Linked DNA regions of Homo sapiens: region 1 is linked to region 2. The links are chromatin contacts, found by Hi-C or POLR2A ChIA-PET in ENCODE. All regions are on one chromosome and are shown on one strand. The core of a region is the stretch at or near the end of the contact, and the rest is flanking DNA. Distances in the headings are between cores, read along the strand shown. Region 1 overlaps VTI1A (vesicle transport through interaction with t-SNAREs 1A). Region 2 overlaps VTI1A (vesicle transport through interaction with t-SNAREs 1A).

The links. A loop is a pair of places that touch in the nucleus more often than their neighbours do. ChIA-PET counts read pairs that join two places held with the same protein, here RNA polymerase II (POLR2A). Pooled maps may share reads with other maps.
Region 1: a map of PC-3 shows a loop between it and region 2 (5-fold over the local background). The contact joins two enhancer-like sites. A Hi-C loop is called at or near these places in 4 of 168 maps with a recorded cell type or tissue (Caco-2, PC-3, PC-9 and 1 more) and 1 of 50 pooled maps. POLR2A ChIA-PET finds 5 or more read pairs at or near these places in 7 of 52 experiments (AG04450, Caco-2, H1 and 3 more).

What each region holds. Positions count from the first base shown.
Region 1 is chr10:112,810,319-112,813,359 of GRCh38, forward strand. All of the region lies in intron 7 of VTI1A (vesicle transport through interaction with t-SNAREs 1A), which reads left to right. Among named protein-coding and RNA genes, the nearest start is that of LINC02935, 79 kb to the right of the region's middle. RefSeq lists enhancers at 533-1,233, 1,234-1,932, 1,933-2,632. Within about 2 kb of position 1,598, at least 13 of the 41 ENCODE cell types and tissues checked have a DNase peak (open chromatin) inside an H3K27ac peak, as active enhancers do; they include PC-3 and PC-9, where a contact is called at or near this core.
Region 2 is chr10:112,765,411-112,768,289 of GRCh38, forward strand. All of the region lies in intron 7 of VTI1A (vesicle transport through interaction with t-SNAREs 1A), which reads left to right. Among named protein-coding and RNA genes, the nearest start is that of LINC02935, 120 kb to the right of the region's middle. Within about 2 kb of position 1,406, at least 2 of the 41 ENCODE cell types and tissues checked have a DNase peak (open chromatin) inside an H3K27ac peak, as active enhancers do; they include PC-3 and PC-9, where a contact is called at or near this core.

The DNA.
Region 1 (3,041 bases), core at 348-2,847, 45 kb after region 2:
CTTGAACCTGGGAGGGGGAGGTTGTAGTGAGCTGAGATCGCACCACTGCACTCCAGCCTGGAGACAGAGAATGACTCCATCTCAAAAAAAAAAAAAAAAAAAGTTAAAAATTAAAGTTCTCTGTCTTCAGGACTGGGGTTCTATTTCTCTGCCCACTGTGGGTCAGCTTCTTTCTTAGGTTGGCTTCCCTCAATGAATCAAAAGGCCTGCAGTGGATCCAGCCTGACATCCACACACCAAACTGTCCAGGTGACCCCGCATTTCAAGCAAAGTTGCTGAGATCCACTCTGTTGGATGGACTTAAGTCACAAGCCTGCTCCTGGTCCAGTTACCATGGCCAGGGGCATGGAATGTACTGACCATCTCAGCCTCAGTCACAGCTGTACCCCTGGAGCTGGGGTAGCATCAGCTGTTTGGAATAGGGAAACGAACGCAGCCACTGTAGATCTGCTGTACACAGGAAGCGGATGCCTGGCTAGGCCTGGTGAGGCCTCACGCATGATATCATCAGTCATCAATACACAGGAGCATTGGCTGGAAGAAGCTCCTGATTCTTCAGTGAAAAGTGTTGTGACCAAGAGGTCAGAAGAGGTTCCCAGCTTTTGAAAACCAAGAGGCAAAAACCTGTTCTTCAAGAAAAAAAAAATCTTATCAGTCTTCATCATACCTTAGCTTCTGAAATACATGAAACCAGAGCCTCTCTTGGCTTGGCCAGATGCCTCGTCTTGTCTGAGAGGCGGACGGTAGCGTTATCACTCAGGGTAAAAGAGCTTATGGTATTCGGCAGTGACAACCCCCAGTCCTCAATGGCTTAACGCAAGTCCACTGGGAGTCCAGGTGCATCTCCAGGACAGTGGCCCTTTACATAATGACTGCAGGATCCAGGCAGAAGATGTTACCACCATCCTATAACTTGTACTCTCTGGAACAATACAGCCCCTCCCTCCCCAAATCAAAACCGCAGGAAGAGCCCGCTAGAGAGACAAACACTGGAAGTTAGATGCCTCCAGCTGGCAGTGACACTCAGAACTTTTGCTCTCATTTCTTTAGCCAAAGCTAGTTCCATGACCAAGCCTAACATTAAGGTGAGTGCAGACCGGGCGCGGTGGCTCACGCCTGTAATCCCAGCACTTTGGGAGGCCGAGGCGGGCGGATCACGAGGTCAGGAGATAGAGACCACGGTGAAACCCCGTCTCTACTAAAAATACAAAAAAAATTAGCCGGGCGTGGTGGCGGGCGCCTGTAGTCCCAGCTACTCGGGAGGCTGAGGCGGGAGAATGGCGTGAGCCCGGGAGGCGGAGCTTGCAGTGAGCCGAGATTGCGCCACTGCACTCCAGCCTGGGCGACAGAGCGAGACTCCGTCTCAAAAAAAAAAAAAAAAAAAAAAAAAAAAAGAGTGCAGTCCATGCCTGGAAGTAGAGGAGAACTGGCTATTGGAGAACACTCGTAATGCCTGTTCCAGTGGAATTCCTGGGCTCCTCGAGCAAGAGCAGAGAACTGTGCCAGGTGCAGTGCCGCGCCTGTCCCCTGCACTGGAACCAGCCTTCTGTGATTCCGGCTGCCACACGCAGGAGCTCGTTTCCAGGCTGGGAGGAGACTGGCAATGGAAAGATTAACCGCTCCCTGAGTTCCACATGGGGATCAGTACTTTCAATAGTACTTTGTGAGTTCAGCCTCAAAGTAAATGGTTAATTCATCTTGTATCAACAGCACTGTGATTCATAATGTAAACTTGGAGAATCCTTGATGTTTCGGGCCCACATTCCTTTTATTTTGGCTCTGCATTCTTTTAAAGCCACAGTGTGCTCACTTAATAGAATGCAGCATGCAAATGCACAAGTTTTTGCCTGGAGGCAATTTAGCCTGGCTGTTTCAATGGATGTCTTCTTTCAAGTGTATATTCTTTCTTAAATTATTTACTGGGTAAACACACTTTGCATTTTCAAAAGGGAGATTAAGACGGCTTGCTGCAGACCTAGTTCAACATAAAGCCCTCCCCTTGCCCAAAGTTAGGAGGAAGTTACTTTGGGCTTCTCCCCAAGTTCCTTCGCTGCCATCTCACTAGCTGGGAACCCCTTGGCCTAGCTGGTTTTTCTGATTGTCTCCGAGCTCTGCATTCCTTTCTGCTTTGCCTACAGCAATACAGGCCGGCAGCCCCTGGCTGCGATTGCAACTAAGCTTCCTCACAGATGGGGCCCACCAATGCCAGCCTGTATTTCCCCCTTCCAAACTGGCTCAGTCCTATCCACCCAGATGCCCTGACAGTTCACTTTTCTGGTCCTGAGGGGTATCACATTTGCACAACTCCTTTGAGGTCCAAGGTTGGGGTGGATGGCCCAGCCAGTCAAGCTTGCTTAGAGCTCTCTCTATTCCAACTCTTTCCCCATCCCCTTCTACTCTTCCTCCCAAATGTCTGCCAGCATTTGGTTTGAAAGCAAATGCCCTTTCCTGCTGACACCCCGCCCCCACCCAGCACAAAGGAGTTCCTTCTAGCTTCAGGGGGAAGACCAAGTAGTGCTGAGAAGGCGTGATGGTAGGAAGTTTCATCTTTGACGGGGCTTGCTTCAACTTTGAACTTTAACCTTTTCCATGCAGACTTCCTGAGATTTTCCTGCAAATTAATTGCACAGACTTCTCCATTCTCCTTTGAATGGAAGATTACAGTTACCAGAGACTGCATTCTTTCACGATCACTCTTTGGGCAGTTCTCTTTTGAGTACCTGTGTGCAACGCGACTGTGCCATGTGCTGGGGTGGTAGAGGTGAATTCCACATGGTCCCAGTCCACACAGGTTGGGCCCTTGGAAGCAACAGAGCGGGCGGTGGAGGGGAAGCCACCAGGCCCTGTGGGTGCACCAAGGAGGGGGTGAAGCCCAATTAGGAAGGTTAGGGAAGAGCTGAGGATTTAAGGATTCCTGTGTATTCATATTTCTTACCATGCCTCAGATTGAACAAGTAACACCCACAGTTAATCCTTTCTAAATTAGCATCATGGATGCCTTGGGGCCCTCAACCCACAAATAAAATGGTTGTCAACCAAGC
Region 2 (2,879 bases), core at 156-2,655:
TTTTGGCCAGGCTGGTTTTGAACTTCTGGCCTCAAGTGATCTGCCCACCTCGGCCTCCCAAAGTGCTGAGATTACAGGCATGAGCCACCTCACCTGGTGTGTTTTTCCTTTTAAGCATTACATTTATGTTTAATTTATTGAAAAATATTTATTGAGCACCAATTACATGCTAAACACTGCTAGGTGCTGGGGAAATATTGGTGAGCAAAAGGGACACAGTTTCTGCCCTTAGTATAGTGGGGGAAACAGACATTAATCAAATAATCGCACAAATTTGAAAGTAATTGTGATGACTGTTATGAAGGAGAGCTTCATGGTGCAGTGGAACTAGATGATAAGTAAGTGGTTCTCAAACTTTAGCAGGCACCAGAATCCCCTGGAGGGATTGTTAAAACAAAGCCCAGATGTCTGGGCCCTACCCCAGAGTTTCTGTGTCTAACCTATCTCTCTGTGATGCTAACGACGCCAGTCCAGAGACCACACCTGGAGAAGCTGTGGTCTAGAGATTTTACCTTGACAGGAGTCCAAGGCAGGTTGATGAAAAAGTGAGACATGAGCTGAGGTATGAAGGCATTACCTAGATGCTTCTGTCACAGAAAAGAGCTTATGCAAGAGCCCTGTGGTGGAAGTGGGCAGAGGACAAGAGACAGAATTAGGCCAGTGTGTCTGGAGAAGCAAGAGAAAGGAGAGAGTGGTATGAGGTCAGGGCCAGACCTATAGGTGTAGTAGCACGTGCTAAGGAATGTTAAGGCCTTTTGACAAGGTTAAGCATAAAAGGAGACATTAGGCAATAAAGAAGGCGTTCCGTGGAAAGAAACACAAGTCAAAGTTTAAAACTGACTACAAGCAATGCAACAAGTGTGGAAATTATACATAAATAAGGTTAAGTTCAACAGATGGTAGCCAGTACTTTCAAAGATAAAAATAATTATTATGGAGTTACTTTAAATTTTTGTTTATAAACTTTGCTAAATTCAGTTAAGAGCTGTGTATAAACTTAAGTTCCAATATAATTTTAGATTTGTTAGTTAGAAAGAAGCTGTTTCTGCAAGAATTGGTATCTGATTCTTACCTGCTGGTTGCTCCAGACAACCTCACTTGAAGAGGAAACCATTGCATTCAAATTAATAGTCAATAGGAAAATCAGGAACTAGATTCTCCTTGGAAGAAATGCTAGTATACTTCAAAGAGGAGAGAAAAATACTTGCTTCAGATTAACAAAAAATGCTCAAGGAATATGGTCCAAAGAACTAAAATCTCCCATTGGATTCCTACCATAGGGAAGAGAAAGTGATGACTTTAGCAAGGGTGCTGGAAAACAGGTCTTGTATGCATCTTCATAAACCTTTTCCTTAGTTAGCTGGGGGCAAAGGAAATTTAACATAGCATAGGTATTCTAAGTATTTACAAGTACTTTAAGAAGTTGTGAGACTGGTTTAGTGGCAGGTAACTTGGATGAGATGGAAGCTAAGGATTTCTTCATTTGAAGCTATAAAGGGACAAAAGAAATAAGATCCGTGCCAATTGTGGTTTAGTGAGAAAAACGTAGCAATAGTACATTCAGGTGTTAGTTATTTAAATCTTGCTCCATATATATTACATATCCTTCAAAGCAGAGTTTAAAGCCACTGATTTCTTAGCCATGTGAGTTTTTATTCTTTAAAAGGGAAATGATTTCATCAGCTTCCCAATCTGTGGCTTAAAGTTGACTTTTCAATCCATATTGGAATAATAGTAATAGCTAGCATTTATTGAGTGCCTTACTGTGTGTCAGGTACTGTGCTAAGCTCTTATATGTGTTAGCGCATTTTAATTCTCACAGCAATCTTTGGGTAAGTAGTTTTATCATCTCCTGCTACAGATGGTAAGGCCAAGGCCCAAAGTCATGAACTAGTAAGTGGAGATCCTGGAATTTGAATCCAGCTGGTCTGACCTCAGAGCCCATACTCTTAATCATTTGTTTATTTTGCTTCCCCAAGTCCCTTCTTCACCTGGAGGCAGCAAACCCTGATTGCAGACCCAGTGCCTAAAAGGAAGTAAGTGCCTATTCAATGCCGAATATGAAGTAAAATCTGTCAGATTAAAAGCACAAGGAGAGAAACCATTCTAGTGTATTTGTGCTAGTTCTGAAAACAGGAGGGCATAAACTAATAACAACAGCATGGCACATACTGGAACAAAGGGGAGGAGAAACTCCCTAATGTTAAATGCATTCGTTTGAGTTTTCAACTAAAGGGTCTTTCCTGCCTGCCTACCTTATTTCTTCCTTACTCTTTTTTTTTTTCTGTTTCTCTGTATTCTCCCAATTTTCTTGGTTGCGATGAAAAAATAATAATTTTTAAAATTGTTTGAAGACCAATGGGACATGTAACTAACTTATTTTAAACACAAACTTCATGTAAGGCATGGTGAGATGATATAAAGGCCAAAATGTTCTGGGCCCTTCACCTCTTCCTAGGACCAGTCTTGTCATCAGGCATCTTGGGGAGGGTGACCTGCAGGTCATGTGCCCAGAGGCACTAGTGTCACAGAAGCCGGACACGTATTACTTCCCCCTTGGATCCTCATGCCTTTCCTGGACTTCTGTGCTCCTATCTGCTCCTTCCCAACCTCATGTGATAGGTGACCTCCAGGACCAAGCCAGGCTTCCCTCAACCCCTCTCTGTCCCTGCCCCGCATATTCCACTTCCGATTTTGACCTTCAGTGGTTTGCAGCTCCCTGCAGATATTGGAAAAGAGAATGAAGTGATTTACATAATGAAAACAAATTGCATGACGAGTGTGAGGATCCATTGTTATGGTATAATGGAATGATTTAGAGGCTTTGAGAGACACAAGGCTGACGAGAAAGAGCCTCTGCCACCCTGGAAATGTAATTA